Linked DNA regions of Mus musculus: all the other regions are linked to region 1. A link is a loop called in an ENCODE intact Hi-C map of the cell type or tissue named here. Cell type or tissue: left cerebral cortex. All regions are shown on one strand. Region 1 holds the start of Rgs17 (regulator of G-protein signaling 17). Region 2 overlaps Rgs17 (regulator of G-protein signaling 17). Region 3 overlaps Rgs17 (regulator of G-protein signaling 17).

What was found. A loop is a pair of places that touch in the nucleus more often than their neighbours do. Peaks named below come from ENCODE experiments on the same cell type or tissue, not always from the same donor. Only the 100,000 strongest peaks of a DNase experiment are listed, where the experiment ranks them.
Region 2: a loop joins it to region 1, with 2.1 times the contacts of the local background. A loop is called at or near these places in 4 of 42 quality-filtered maps.
Region 3: a loop joins it to region 1, with 2.7 times the contacts of the local background. A loop is called at or near these places in 4 of 42 quality-filtered maps.

Annotation. Positions count from the first base shown.
Region 1 is chr10:5,921,292-5,926,291 of GRCm38, forward strand. It overlaps Rgs17 (regulator of G-protein signaling 17), which reads right to left and starts at 1,109. Exons shown (of 5, transcript NM_019958.4): 1 at 937-1,109. In left cerebral cortex, a CTCF peak has its summit at 1,980; DNase peaks (open chromatin) are centred at 49, 1,178, 2,013 and 3,174; H3K4me3 peaks cover 1,701 bases; H3K27ac peaks cover 1,510 bases.
Region 2 is chr10:5,864,182-5,869,181 of GRCm38, forward strand. All of the region lies in intron 1 of Rgs17 (regulator of G-protein signaling 17), which reads right to left. Among named protein-coding and RNA genes, the nearest start is that of Mtrf1l, 43 kb to the left of the region's middle. In left cerebral cortex, a CTCF peak has its summit at 1,984 (motif pointing right); DNase peaks (open chromatin) are centred at 2,024 and 4,073; H3K27ac peaks cover 444 bases.
Region 3 is chr10:5,851,077-5,856,076 of GRCm38, forward strand. The region is part of intron 2 of Rgs17 (regulator of G-protein signaling 17); the gene reads right to left. Among named protein-coding and RNA genes, the nearest start is that of Mtrf1l, 30 kb to the left of the region's middle. In left cerebral cortex, no CTCF peak of the experiment used is centred here; a DNase peak (open chromatin) is centred at 2,456.

The DNA of each region.
Region 1 (5,000 bases):
GGCAGGCTAGCGAGGAGACAGCTAGAAGCTGTGATCCGTCCATAATCAGGAGAGCCAGATCTCACAGCAAGGGAGTCTGTAATGCACCCAAGCGGGGCAGCGCCTGGGGGCTGGTAGGCGTTCCTGGTCCTCACCCCCTTGGTTGCTGTAAAACAGACCAGGTGCAGAGTACACAAGAACTCGCTTTCTCTGGACTAAAGGGGGTGGGGGAGAAACAAAAGAGACTCTCACCTCTGCACCACACACACACACACACACACACACACACACACACACACACACACACACACACGTACGCGCGCGCGCGCACACACACAGCAGCTGCTCAAGGTATTTGTAAAGACATCACCTGCACCTGAATCTTTATTTTCCCTAAAGGCACCAAAAAATAAAGGGAGAAATGAGACCATCGAGGCAGTCCGCGGCTGAGACCATCTCGATTTATTTTCACCATCGATTCTCTACTAACCAAACAGCTATGAAAAGCCTGGGGACCCCGAACCCCTGAGCGCTCCCCCACCCGCCACCGCAGCACCCTCTCACCTCCTCCAGGTCCCCGAAGGTGCTGAGATTTCTCCCCGCAGAAGCAGGGACACCCGAAGCCGTGACCCGCAGGAGAGCGGTTCAGTCCCTCCACAGAGCCCGGGGACGCGAGTGGACCGGGCCCTGAAGCGGACCACGCGGGATTCAACTTCACGGAGCCGCGGGGCGGTGCTGCCCGCCGAGACCCGCGCGCCCCACTGCTTTATCAGCCAGGGCACAGGCAGCGGGCGCCCCCTCCGCCCTCTCTATCCTACCTCCCCCTCGCCGTGGGGGTGGGGGAGCAAAAGAAGAGAAAAAAAAAATCAAGCCCACCCATCAGTGCAAAGCAGACATTTTCATGTTATTATTTTTATTTTTTTTTATCCTCTCCGGGATTCAGAGGTCGCGTCTTACCGGGTAGACTTAGATGTGGGCGAGAGCTCCGGGGTCCGGGTCCGAGGGTGCTCGAGAGTGGGCTGCTCCGTCCTCTAGCGGAGCAGGCTCCGTGCCATCCGCCCAACTTCAGCACCCGGCGACGGAGAGAGGGAGAGAGGCCAGGATAGAGCAGAGAGGGAGGAGGCTGGGGTGGGCGGGGAGGGAGCGGAGCAGCTTGCAGCGCATGCGTCCGGGAGACAGGCGCAGCCCCTCGCCCCGCGCAGCCGGAGGTGAGGCGTCCTCCCCTCCCGCGGGCGCTCGGATGCGTGAGTCACTGTCGCGTCCCTTCCCGGCGTGCCCGCCCGGCGACAGAGCTCACAGTGTCAGTGTCTCTGTGCCCAGGCGGCTCTGGCGACAGCAGTGGGGGAGGTTCTGCGTTGAGGGTCGGGGTCAGGGGTGCTTCTTGGAGAGAACACACTTTGTGGGAAGGAACCTCCTCCCCCACCCCCCAGTTCACTTTTACCCAAAGCCCATGTATGTTCACCTAGTCCCTGGGACCATGCTTGCAAGCCTCTCAGGCACTCAGGCTCCCTTAGCCTCGGGCTTGCTTCAACCCTCTTGCCTGGGGGATTCAAGAGAAGGTAAAGTTAAGTAAGTTCTAGACTCTGCGTTATTGATGGCTTACCCAGAAATACCCAGGAATCCCTCCAGGCGCTCTCTGGTCTTAGATATGTGTACCCTCTGGGCCACTGGAGCTGGGGTTTTCAGCGAGAGAAACCTAAGGCAGAGCAGGGGTCAAGAACTCTTAGCCTGCCCTTGGTCTTGCAAACTTTATATGCCCCAGTACTACAGGGGAACGCCAGGGCCAAGAAGTGGGAGTGAGTGGGTAGGGGAGCAGGGCGGGGGTCGGGGGGGAGGGTATAGGGACCTTTCGGGATAGCATTTGAAATGTTAATAAAGGAAATATCTAATTAAAAAAAAAAGAAGAACTCTTAGCCCGGTTTGGAAACCTGGGGCCTAAAGCGTCCTTATTGGACCACTTGGCAGTCACAGGAATTGTCAATCTTTCTGCTCACCAGCAGAGCGCAGCTTGGTGGTGAAGGAGCCTAGATGCTTATTGCATGCCAAGTACTAGATTGTGCCTCCTGTGGTTAGGCTGAAGTGTTTCTGAGGGGGAGCGAGGAAAGCAGATATCTTTCTCTTTAGATTTCACATCTGTGGAGATGAGAGAGTTCCCGCGGGAACGACTAGGCTCTTCCCTGACAGCTAATTAGAACTGATTGTTTGTAGATGTCATGACACTCCCCTGCCAGGGGTCCTCCAGTGTGCAAATACTGTTGGCATTCCAGCCCACCTGAGAAAGCCCCACAACTTTCAATTAATATAACTCAGGGTCTTTTTTATTCAGCTACATCTACTGCTTTGGATACTAATACCCTGAAAGTGCACTTTCTTGGAGCCTGTCTACAAACTATTGGTCTGTAATGAGAAATAAATACAGAAGCAGAGTGTGAAATTTGGAAAAATTTCTAGCGATTTACCAGCACCATGGCACCTGGGTGCTTTGCTCAGTTATCCTTGGCAGCTATATTTAAGGGTAATTCATTTTTGTTGTTGGAGATTATGAAAGTTTATCTTAGTCCATTATGGCTGCTCTAACAAATACCACAGAGTGGGTGACTTACAGGCAACAGAAACTAACTTGTCACAATACTGGAGAGTGGAAGGTCTAAGGTCAGATTAAGTCAGATTGGATATTTTATGAGGGGTGGAGTTTATTTTATGACGTATGGACATGCTTTCTCCTCACATGCTGGAACACAAGACAGCCTCTGGGGTGACACTTATGAAGACCACTACACCCACGTATGAGGCTTCATCCACTTGATCTAACCACTTTTAAAGCCAGCACCTCTCACTACAATTACTTTGGGAGTTACACAGGGATTGAAAAAGACAGATGTTCTATAATGTTAGTCTCTGCAACTATCGCCCACGAATATCGGCATCTTTATTCTTAATCTCTAATGAGCTTTTGCTGACCCAAGTTAAGTGAAGAATTATAGCTATTAATGATTCTTGAGTAGCCATCTTCACTTCAACAGCTATCCTTGTCCATTTTTATTGAGCAATTACTTCCTGCTTGACACTGGCCTAAATTCTTCTCATGTGTTTCCTATTTTCTCCTCACGACAACCTCACAAGGTAGCTACTATTATTACCTCCTCATTTACCAGGCGTCTCAGAAGCTCAGCAGCGGAAATCCACCCCCTCCAAACCTGTTCTTCTTTGGACTGTTCAACCCAGTTATCCAATCCAAAAATGGAGAAGTCATCCTTACTTTGCCTTCTTGTTTCATCCTCATCCAGTTAATTAGCAAGTCATATTTCCTCTACCTTAAAAATATATGTCCAATTGGAACACTGTGCTCCCTCTCAGCGCATGTAGCCTCCGTCCTGCCCATGATCATCTCTCACCTGGACAACTCAAAGCCTCCTGTTTGGATATCTTGTTTTTTTCCCCCCAGTCACTCCAAATAGCAGCTTAACGATCTTCTAGAAGCATACACATCATGCCTGCCTAAAATCCTCCCGTAGTTTTCCTTGCATTTGAAATACAGCCCAGGATTCATCCCCTAGCTTAGAAGGTTCTGATCAATATCCTTCAGGGTGTATTTGTTGTTATCTTGCTTGCATGGACCATAGCTCTGAGTGTTCTCGCTGTGCAGAGCTGTCAGTATATGGTGCCAATCGCTCTTCCTTCCTAGGAATCTCGTGCATGTGGTTCCTTACATATCAGGTTATTTAGCATCTGCTCCTACTACAGGCCTGATACAACCATCTTATACACTGTCCTAATGAGGCAAGCAGTTCTTTTCTATTTAGAAGAATCCCCTTGTCTTGTTTTACTTTATTAAGGAAATACTTTTTTCAGTATTGAAATAAGTTGTTCCCATCCTATACTAGGATGAAATCTTCCAAAACTTTACTTTCACTGTCTCATCTATAGGGTCCAAAAGAAGATTAACGTGGTGAATATCTATTGATGAATAAATGAATGATTGAATAGATCACAAATATAGAAAAAATGTTTTTTGTGTTTACTAACAGTTCTTCTCAGATTTTAATTGCTTCTCACCAGAGTCTGTTGTTTCTTGATGTAGATAAGTAGAGTACACTGTTTCCTCTGCCCAGCCTGTGAAAGATGGTTTTACATTTCACATGATGCCAAGACAGTTGCAGATATTTGCTAATACTAAGATATATTCAGAGACTGAAAGAATCACAGGCTGAAACACTCAGATCAGCACACAGGTTTCATGGAGGTAGCCACTAAGGCTTGCAGAATGGCACACACAGGCAGGCTGGCGAAGGCGTGGGCTCAGGTTGTAATACCTCTGGCCCCAAGATTTATGTAGAATGTACCTAAAAGTGGTACTCCAAAAATAGTTATAGAGCAGATTATATCACTGGTTACTTGGAGTTAGCTGGATATTTAGTTTCAGCCATTTTGTGCTGACTTTACAACTCCTTTCTTGTCTGACGTCAGCCTTGTTTTAGCTGACTTATTGCAGATATCCATATTAACACGATGTGGTCTAATCATAAATTGCTCTTAAGACCTTTTGTTCCCAACAGAGACATCTGGAGTAGCTTCAGAAAAATACTCAGCTGATAGACTCTTCAACTTTACATTCTATTTGGTTCTGTTTGGTTCACTACACTGTCCCTTGAGCCAGATCTTTGCTCCCCCACAGTGACAAAGCATCTTTTCTGTGTGTTTACCTCATTAAGAAATTTTGGAAACTTTCTATTAGTATGGTCAGATTCTTGAAAGACTACCAAATCACAGAAGCTAATAGTGAAGGGTATGTTATCTGGAGACTCGAAAATATTCCTACATGAGTTGCTAGTGTGTGGAGCAACCTTCTCCCTTATCAGATCTCCCTTCGGGCCGGAAGGAAGTCAAGATAGGGGAAAACTATGCTTTGATTTTCTTGCAGGGTTTTTGGTATCTATTAGGCTTTTTCATGGTAGAGGAAGTTTGTAAAGCGGGTCTTTGAGTGCCCATGTGTGAGAAAATTAGCACATTAAAGATATACA
Region 2 (5,000 bases), 57 kb before region 1:
CTGGGGTAATGCGATGGAATAAGTTAAGACACAACAGGCCTATCGGTCGCATCCAGCATTAGAGTGAACCGAGCTTATCATCCTCAAGTCCATAAATGGAACTCCTTGTCTCTACTGTGATGGTACTAAAAGGTAAGGCTTTTGGACGTAACTGAGTGAAGGCAGATGGAATCCGTGGGAGTGAATTTCCTGTCTTCACATAGTGGACCCCAGGTCACTTTGCTGCCTTCTCCCATATGAGACTACTGGTAGAAATCATTAGTTCATCAGAACCTGGCCATGTTGGACCCATCACTCAGATTCCCAGCTAATGAAACCACCATAAACACACCTCCCTGGTTTACAACCCCGCCCCCCATGGACATTTGTTATAGCAGCCCACGGTGAAGAAGACAAACACCGACCTACGACTCTTGGATGTACTGATTATCCTTGCTTACTCTCCCGGGCACAGACTCATATGATCTTTCTATCTCATGTGTCCCTTCCAGGACACCATTGGTGTTCCTGAACCAGCTTAACAAATATTTATGCCTGCCTCCTATATGCTGCACATTGGTAAAACAAGGAAAGGGCCATGAGGTGTTTTACACCCAACATTATTATACCCAATATCGATTTCCTAGGCTCCGCTGCAAGTGTCTAGGAAGCGGTGAGAATGACGAAAAGGGAAGCCTATGCCTGCCGATTCATGTGGTGCTTCTTACAGGAAAATTCCAAAAGATTGAGGCGATGCTTCATCAAAGACAGCGCAAGAGCCAGTCGTGTCGAACTTGTTTATTTCCAAGATACTAGGGCTAATCACCAATTTGCAAGGCATAATGAAGATAGCAAACTTTAAAAAGTACTATAGCTAAAAATATATATAAGTGCTTGATGGGAAACTATAGTTGTCTACAAAAACACAGGGCCTGCACATGGAACTCGTTATTTTCTCAGATAATGGCATCAAAAGTTTTTTAAATGTTCATTGTTATAAAATTATTTTATAAGCCGGGTGTGGTGGCGCACGCCTTTAATCCCAGCACTCGGGAGGCAGAGGCAGGCGGATTTCTGAGTTCGAGGCCAGCCTGGTCTACAAAGTGAGTTCCAGAACAGCCAGGGCTACACAGAGAAACCCTGTCTCGAAAAACCAAAAAAAAAAAATAAAATAAATAAAATAAAATAAAATAATTTTATAAGCTCAGTGTGTGCATGATAAAAATATTAGTTATGCCACTCTCAGAATTTAATAAAGGATTCAAAAGGCATTAAAAATAAACAAATCTCTGCTACATTTGTGCTGGGGTCTAGGTCCAGCCTGTGTATGTTCTTTGGTTGGTGGTTTAGTCTTCAGGTTCAGGTTAGTTGCCTCTGTCTGTCTTCTTGTACATTGCCTATTCCTTCTGGGTCCCTCAACCCTTTCCCCAACTCTTCCACAAGACTCCCTGAGCTCTGTATAATGTTTGACTGTGGGTCTTTGTATCTGATTCAGTCACTTTTTTTGTGGAGCCTCTTAAAAGACAATAGATATGTAGGTTGGTCATCATGCAGGTCTCTCAACAACTGGAGATGGGCCGTTCCTGACCCTATTGCTGTATGTGGATCCTGTTCCCCTAACTGGGCTGCCATGTCTGGCCTCAGTGGAAGAGGGTGTGTTTAGTCCTGCAATGACTTGATGTGCCAGGGTGTATTGGTTTCCTGGGGTAACCTCCCCTTCTCAGAGGAGAGGGGGAAGGAGGTGTGTATATGGGGGGACTGGGAGAAGAAGGGCAGCTTTGATTAGGATGTTAAGTGAATAAATAAGTTAATCAGTGGGAAAAACAACGAACAAAACAAAAACAAACAAAAAACCCAAAGACAATTCATAAGTCAGGCACTTCTGGAAGAACAGAGGGGTGCTTATCTTACTTATTAACATAAGACTATGATATTATAAAATGTATTTATTTTATGTATATGGATGTTTGCCTGTACCACAATGCATTCCTGATGCCTGCAGAGGGCAGAAGAGAGCATTAAAGCCCCCAGAGCTGGAGCTGCAGATGGTAGTGAGCCACCAGGTGGGTCCTCTTAACTATTGAGCAATCTCTCCAGCGCCTGTAATTAGGATAATTTTGGTAGTGCAGCAACAGAATAGATAAGTGGATTGAGAAACTGAGTCAAGCCCTCTTGAAATCATGGCTAACAGCAGGATGTTCCCGTGTCCTTCAGGGCACACACCTGAAAATTCAACACCAGTGTTGAAGGGAAAGGGGTGGGGTTTATCAGCACATACAGAAGGAAAATCGGCACGATGCAGACCTTTATCTTCTCGTCCTCATTAATCTCAGTTTTTAATCAAAACAAATTTTAATGTCATAAATAAAACATAGAAGAATTACGTTAATGAAGCATAATTCTCAGATACTTTTGAACATGTGGAAGCTGATTCTTTTCATCCTTCTATCCTTGAGTCTTGGGGTGGGGTAAGAAAATAGAGGAAGCTGCTCTAGAAGAATCATGTAGCTGCTTCAAGCTCGGAATTCACATCAAGCTCTCTTAGAACCTCCCAGGAGCTGGAGCAGAGCACAGCAGAGCTAGCAAAGTGTCCAGTTTGCAGCCTTAAATGTTTCCCTCCCATCAGTCACATTCAGAAGTGCATCATTTATAATAAGATGCTGGGAAGGCTGCAATGCAATTGATACCGATGGTCCCAGCTTCACAATTCCATCTTCCAAGATTACACAAATGCGTTAATAACGAAAACCCAGAAATTACATACAATGACCAGAGAGGGTTGATCCTGTTATATAATATGTGTGACTTTCAAGGGAGGCTAATGGAAGTCTGATCTCATTTCCAGCTGTGAATAATTTTACCCTTTCATTTCTCCTCCTTTTCAGGTTCCCTTTGGATCAGGTGCAGTGATCAAAACCATTTTATAGACTGAAGACAGAGCCATATAAGACAAGATAAAATTTTAAAAGGATAAATTTAAAAGATGATGATTTTAGGTCTCAAAGTAGCTGTTTAAAGCTAGGATGGGAAACACAGCTTCACGGCAGCACGTGAAAACAAGTAGGTATTTGCAGGACTATATTAACCCTGTGTGTTGTTCTGAATAAAATAGTTAACAGGACTGACACTACGTTACCACTGTTCCCCCAAACCTTCCCAATAAAGGATGAGTGTGAACTTCAGTATGGGTCTTAGAGAACTGGGTGTGTCTCTCTGAATGTGACTGTGTATGTGAGTGTGAGAGGCACACACAAGGGAAACACTTGGATTATATCTAAAAACTTATATAAAACTGGATATTTTGATTTATATAACATATAACTATGAGAACAATGAGTTTTGCGTTTCCTTATTTTGGGAGAAAGAGAAAGCACTTACACCTTTAATAGTTATGAGGTTGTAATAAGGAGGTGATCCATTTTGGAAATTTAGGAAGACTTGGAGAAGAACTGATTCTGTACATCAAAGTTAGTTCTTGGGCAAGGAAGATGGTCCAGCAGGTTAGAGGACTTGCTACAGAAGCATAAACACTTGAATTCATATCCTCAGAACTCATGGTAAAAACTGGGTCTGGGCAAGAATTGCCCATGAACCCAGAGCTGTCAGGGAGGCAACGCTAGAAGCACAAGGCCCTCTGGGTATGGCGGGATGCAAGACTAGATCTAGCCAGGTTCAATGGCACGCTGAAGTGTGGTGTGTGAACAAGCTCTCTGTTCATATTGCTTCTGTCTAAGTCTTGTGTCTATCGTTTACAGGAAGACCTTTGGGTAGTTACTTAGCGCTCGTTTGTGGCAGTTTCCTCACTGGCAGATAGAAATTAACAATAGAGTACATCAACATACCAGCATCACTCTGGGGGTTAAAAGAGTTGGACCAAATCCTGCACTCACAGTAAGTACTTGGCAAGTATCAGCTCTGTCAAGGGAATACAGAAGCGAGCTGTTCTCCTCATGTGCCAGCAAGCTGGATGCCGGTGCTTCCAGACTACAAATGGCAAAGATTTTCATTACTATCTTTTTTTTCTGAAGATCATTTCAGTTCCTCTGTGATGGGCTTTTATGTGCACTGGTTAGGATTTTCCTGTCTCAAGGGATCTACACAAAAGCTTACTCAGTGAAGAAATAAGACTAAAGAGTTGGCTCTTTTCCTTGCACTTCCACGCTGTAATTTTTATTGCATGTAAATGAACCGAGTCCCGAGTGACTCATCATCATACCCACAAGCAGCTCGTTATCCAACAATGCACATCATGATCATTGTGGTCATCTTGTCATGTATAGGGGAGGCGTTCTGCTCAATTCCTTACTGACTCAGTGTCCGGCCTCCAAAAGGTACTTGCTAAACAAGCCAAAGCTGCGAGCGAGCCTCTCTGGCTACACAGCGGACAAGGGAAGCAATTCACCACATGACGGTATTTACTTTTAGTTGTGATAGACCCCTCCTCCTTGGAGAAAAGCAAATCCTCAATGCAAATTTTCTCCTCAGTCCTCTGCTTCAGCTAGGTCAGCATGTCTTTCTAACTGAGCAAGGAAGATGCTAGATACAACTTCCTATTTCATGACATATATACACATAATATATTATATATGTTATATATATCTTTATATAATCATCTATAGTATAACCATATATAATCATATATTATATATAACATATACATATATGTATACAATATATTTTGTGTGTATAATTTATAATATAACTATATAATATAATATGCAGTATAATATCATATATTATATATATATATATATAAAATATATAATAGTTGTACCCAAATGAGAGGGTACATATTTTAGTGTTGTTTTTAATATATATGTATATATACATATATATATACACATATTTTTAATTCTATTCATTTATTGTGTGTATCTGTGTACACTCATGCCACAGTGCACATGTAGAGAGAGGTCAGACAACAGCTTGAGGTTGGTTCTCTCCTTCCAGCATGTGTCTCTAGGAATTGAATTCAAGTTGTCAGGTTTGGCAGCAAGTGCCTTTACCTGTTGAGCTAAATT
Region 3 (5,000 bases), 70 kb before region 1:
AAACCCATGGGGCTACCATTGTACTTCCACCTATAGAATGAATAATTGGAAAGTCTCCATATTTTGTGTAATATATATGGTTTTATTAAAAAAAGACAACCCAATAATGGTAGGTGTTTGGTTTCTACTTAGCAACAGATACTGCCATCTGTCCATGACATGGATGGCCATATATCCCATAGAGATATAAATAGAAATATGTATATGCTAATTAATATTGATTATGAATTTGACACCATCTAAGAATCACCTAGGAGACAATGCTCTGTGAATGTCTGTTAGGGAGCATACAGTTTAGGTCAAACTCGGGTCATGCTTGTGAGAGCGCCTCTTAATTAGGTTGAGTCACATGGGAAGATCCATCCTAAAGGCAGGCAGTACCAGTCCCTGAGATTAGATCCTCAGTGGATAAAAGGAGAAATCCAGCAGAATGCCGGCATGATTCTCTCTATTCTCTCTTTGTCTCCCGACTGCACATGCAGTCATCTCTCTCCCTCCCATCTGATAGATTGTTATTGCATATTTACACATCTGCTGTATGTTTCTATATAGTTGGTCTCAGGCTTGGTGGCAGGTGCCTTTACCCACTAAGCCATCTCACCAGCCTATTGGACCAGGACTCTGGGCATCTGTACTCGTAGGTGACATTTCAGACTTTCCTCCTTTCCATGTCATATCTCTTCTTTCCCCCCTGTCCTCAATAACCCTCCTCATGTTACTCTCCCTGGTACCCTGCACTGCCTCTCTAAGGAGCCTTACACAGGCTGCTTCTCCTACACATGCCACAGGGCAAGGCAGTGGAGGGAGACAGCATCTTTCTTCCAAAGCCAATGATGAGGTGCCCTCTGACGCCCCCCTGGGTCCTTTCCTAGTCATGGCACTGCCCACTGTACAGCCTTTCTCTCTTCTTGTCTACAACTCCTCTCACACCACATAAATCACTGTTTCAGTCATTCAAGTACCAGAGCATTTTGTTTGTTCTGCACTGAACTAGCTAATATATGTAGGGAGGTGCCTTAGCTCCCAAGATGGCTTCCCCGTTAGCCCAGCTGATACAAATTAATCATTCTGTTCTTTTGCATTATTGCTTCTCCCTTTATTCTATTAAATATGCCATGCGCAATACTTTTATCTGCTATTTTATTTTGTCCCTTTCCTACTTTCCATTGGAAATCTAAATTGTGCAATGTGAAACTTAGAAAAAATATTCATTCATAAGAGTCATGTTGAGAGCCGTGCCGCTAGCAATTGCCATTATAAGATGGCGCTGGCTTCCACTGCACCTAACTAGTAAACAAGCCTTACGCGCAAGTGCAGGAGTGAACTCACGCCTAGTCACTGCCCATCTCATGGCGTAGTAATGGGGTGATGGGCGAGCAACGAATCAGGAGCTGTCACGCCACATCAGGTGCTGAAACGTCACACTGCGGGCTATATAAGCAGCGCCATTTTCCTGGTTCGGGGTCTTCCCTCCTGATAAGTAAGCAATAAAAGCTTTGCCGCAGAAGATTCCGGTTGTCCTGAGTGTGTTCTTGCCGGCGGGGACAAAAGCTCGGGATAGAGTCACTTATTTTTTTATCATGTGTGTATAGGATTGTTTTGTCTACACATTTGTAACTACACAAATTTATGTGCCTGGTGCTCACAGAAATCAGAAGAGGGTACCGGATCCCTGGGACTGGAGTTATGGATGGTGGTAAGCTGCCAAGAGAGTTCTGGGTACTGAAAATGATTCCTTTGCTAGAGCAGTAAGCACTCTCAACATCTGAGCCATCTCTTCAGCCACAGAAGAAATATCTACTTTTTTTTTTTGTAAATTAAATTTCAAGAATGGCAGATGAAATATACTTGTGATAGACATAGGTCAATTTAATTTTTATTCTGACAGTGTCATAGTAGACCAGGAGCCTGTCAGTCTGTTTTACATGTGATGAGAAGCAGCCATAGTACTGAAGTCTTTAAAGGGCTAAGCCTGGTAATTAAAACAAATACCAATGTTTGGATGGTCTAATGACTTTTCTTCTCTGCCACCGTGGTGGAGCAGGGACAACTGGGTGAACAAGTGCTGAGAAGACAAAGCATGCCAAAAGATAAAAGCCATAATAAATGAATGCTGCAAAGGAGTTCTGGAGTCCTAATGCCCAGTCTTTGGTGCCTGTATATGGACTAGGAGACCATCAATTGGTAACCAGCCTCTTGACTACGTAAAGTTCACAAAGCTGCTAAGAGCTACTCAGAAAATTCCCCCACATCCTTGTGGGATGGAGTTCCAAGCCTCGACCTCTATGTAAGCTATGTTCATGGTGATCCTGTTGTGGGCGCTTTAGAAATTCTGTGCAGAGCAAATCAGTGTTTACGAGTGGCTCACTCCATGCAAGATGAGTCAGCTCTCTGTGGGCCGTTGGGTACACAGGAGACACTTGGCTTATTTAGTTGCCTCTGATGAGGTGATTCAGCTTGCACATTGTGAGTATGCATATTCCAGGGAGTGGTCTCTTCACCATGGCACAGACTTGGATATTTTGTTTTCTTTTTCAAAAAATATCCTTTGGCTTTGAAAGCATGCATCTTAGTGTTTGCATTGGCAGGGAGCTCAAGCGTGGCAGCATTGGAGGATAAAATAGGACATTCTTTTTGCACTGCTTTGAATTACAGAGGCTACAGTGCTTGTTAAAAAATGAGGAGGGACAACCAAAAGCATGCTTATGAAGGTCCCAACATTTACTTAGCGAGATCTATCCCACGGTCTGGGAATTCTGGGAACTGACGTGTCTAGATGGAAGACAATTTTGGTTTCAAAGGACCAGTTAATTTACTAAATTTATTCTGTGACCAATTGTCCCTACAAAGAATCTAGTGTCACTGGCCAAATCCAGTGAGCAATACCCCAAGTAGCATTCAAGATTGTGAGTTAGTCTAGGAAAGCTGTATTTATCAGTAGCTCACATATGGAACCGGAATGCCACATTTGTGAGTGCCATGTTATGGGGATTAGTCAGTGCACTGGATATTAAGAGGCCTGCCATCTAAACCCACCTTTATAGCAAGTATGTTTTCAGAACTATGAGATTAAAATATATATCCATCATCATCATCATCACTACCACCATCATTTTATTTTTTAGTGGAGGTAGCTTTGTTTCAAACAAAACGTTTTTTTTTTTTTTTTTCTTTGCTTTTGTTATGTTTTGCTATTTGGATTTTTAAAGACAGGGTTTCTCTGGGTAGCCCTGGCTGTCCTAAAATTTACTCTGTAGACCAGGCTGGCCTCGAACTCAAATATCTACCTGCTTCTGCCAGAGTGCTGGCATTAAAGACATGTGCTACCACCCCTGGTTCAAATGAAAGTTTCTAAGTATGTTAGTTACTGTTCCTGTTGCTACGCCAAATACACGACGGAAGGAATGTAAAGAGGAGAGGTTTACTTTGACCCTCAGTCTCAGAGGACTTTTATTCATCATAGCAGGGAAGGCATGCAAGCCAAAACAGCCTCTGTACAGACGGGGACCGTCTGGCCGGTGTTCCCTCTAGTACAAGCAGGAAGCAGAGAGATAGGTAGACTAGAATCAGCTGCGAAATAGCTTTCAAAGGTCTACACCAGCCAGCCCTAATGTCTGCCAGCTAAGCCTTACTTTTTAAGGGTAATGCAGCATCCGAAATAGGGCCATTAGCCAGTGATGAAATATATGAGTCTTTAGGGAATATTTTATCTGCAAATCACACTAAGTCTAACACTATAATACCCAGAGGAAGGGCAACTCAGTGGAAAATGAAAACTGAAAATGGGAGGTCAGGAGGGCTTTGGTCAGGAGTCCCTCATTCGTGTATTCCTTAGAGCCCTGACCTGACTGTTTCTTATGTCAATTTGATACAAGCTAGAGTCATCTTGAAAGAGGGAACCTTGATTGAGAAAAATCTCCTCATCAGATTGGCCTGTCAGCAAGCCTGTAGTACATTTTTTTTCTTTTTGATTGGTGATCAACATGGGAAGGTCCAGCTCACTGTGGGAGGTGTCACTGCTGGGCTGGCAGTCCTGGGTTCTATAAGAAAGCAGGCTGAGTAAGCCATGAGGAGCAAGTCAGTAAGCAGCACCCCTCTGTGCTCTGTGACTTCAGCTCCTGCCTCCGTGTTCCTCCCTTACTTGAGTTCCTGCCCTGACTTCTCTCAGTGATGAACTGTTGCCCAGAACTATAAGACTAAGTACAGTTTCCTCTCCAAGTTGCTTTTGAACACAGTGCTTTATCGTAGCAATAGAAATCTTTGGTAAGACACTGATCATCACTCGTTGATGAATAGGGAGCATGTGAACGTCAGGTAGATCGTGGCTCTTGAGTTCTAATTTTGTTTTTTTTTTAGATATTTTCTTTATTTACATTTCAAATGTTATCCCCTTTCCTAGTTTCCCCTCTGAAAATCCCCTATCCTCTCCACCCTCCACCCGCTTCCCAACCCACCCAATCCCATTCCTGGTCCTGGCATTCCCCTATAATGGAGCATAGAGACTTCACAGGACCAAGGGCCTTTCCTCCCATTGATGACTGACTAGGCCATCCTCTGCTACATATCTAGGTAGAGCCACAAGTTCCACCATGTGTTTTCTTTGATTGGTGGTATAGTTCCAAGGAGCTCTGGGGATACTGGTTAGTTCATATTGATGTATAGGGGGCTTCAGCACCCTTCAGCTCCCTGGGTACTTTCTCTGTTTCCTTCATTGGGAACCGTGTGCTCCCTCCAGTGGATGATTGTGAGCACCCACTTCTGTATTTGCTATGAACTGGCAGAGCCTCACAGGAGACAGATATATTAGGTTCCTGTAAGCAGGCTCTTGTTGGCATCTGCCTAGTATCTGGGTTTGGTGGTGGTCTATGGGATGGATCCCTGGGTGGGGCAGTCTCTGGATGGTCATTCTTTCCATCTCAGCTCCAAGCTTTGTCTCTATAACGCCTTCCATGGGTATTTTGTTCCACATTCTAATGAAGTATCCACACTTTGGTCTTCCT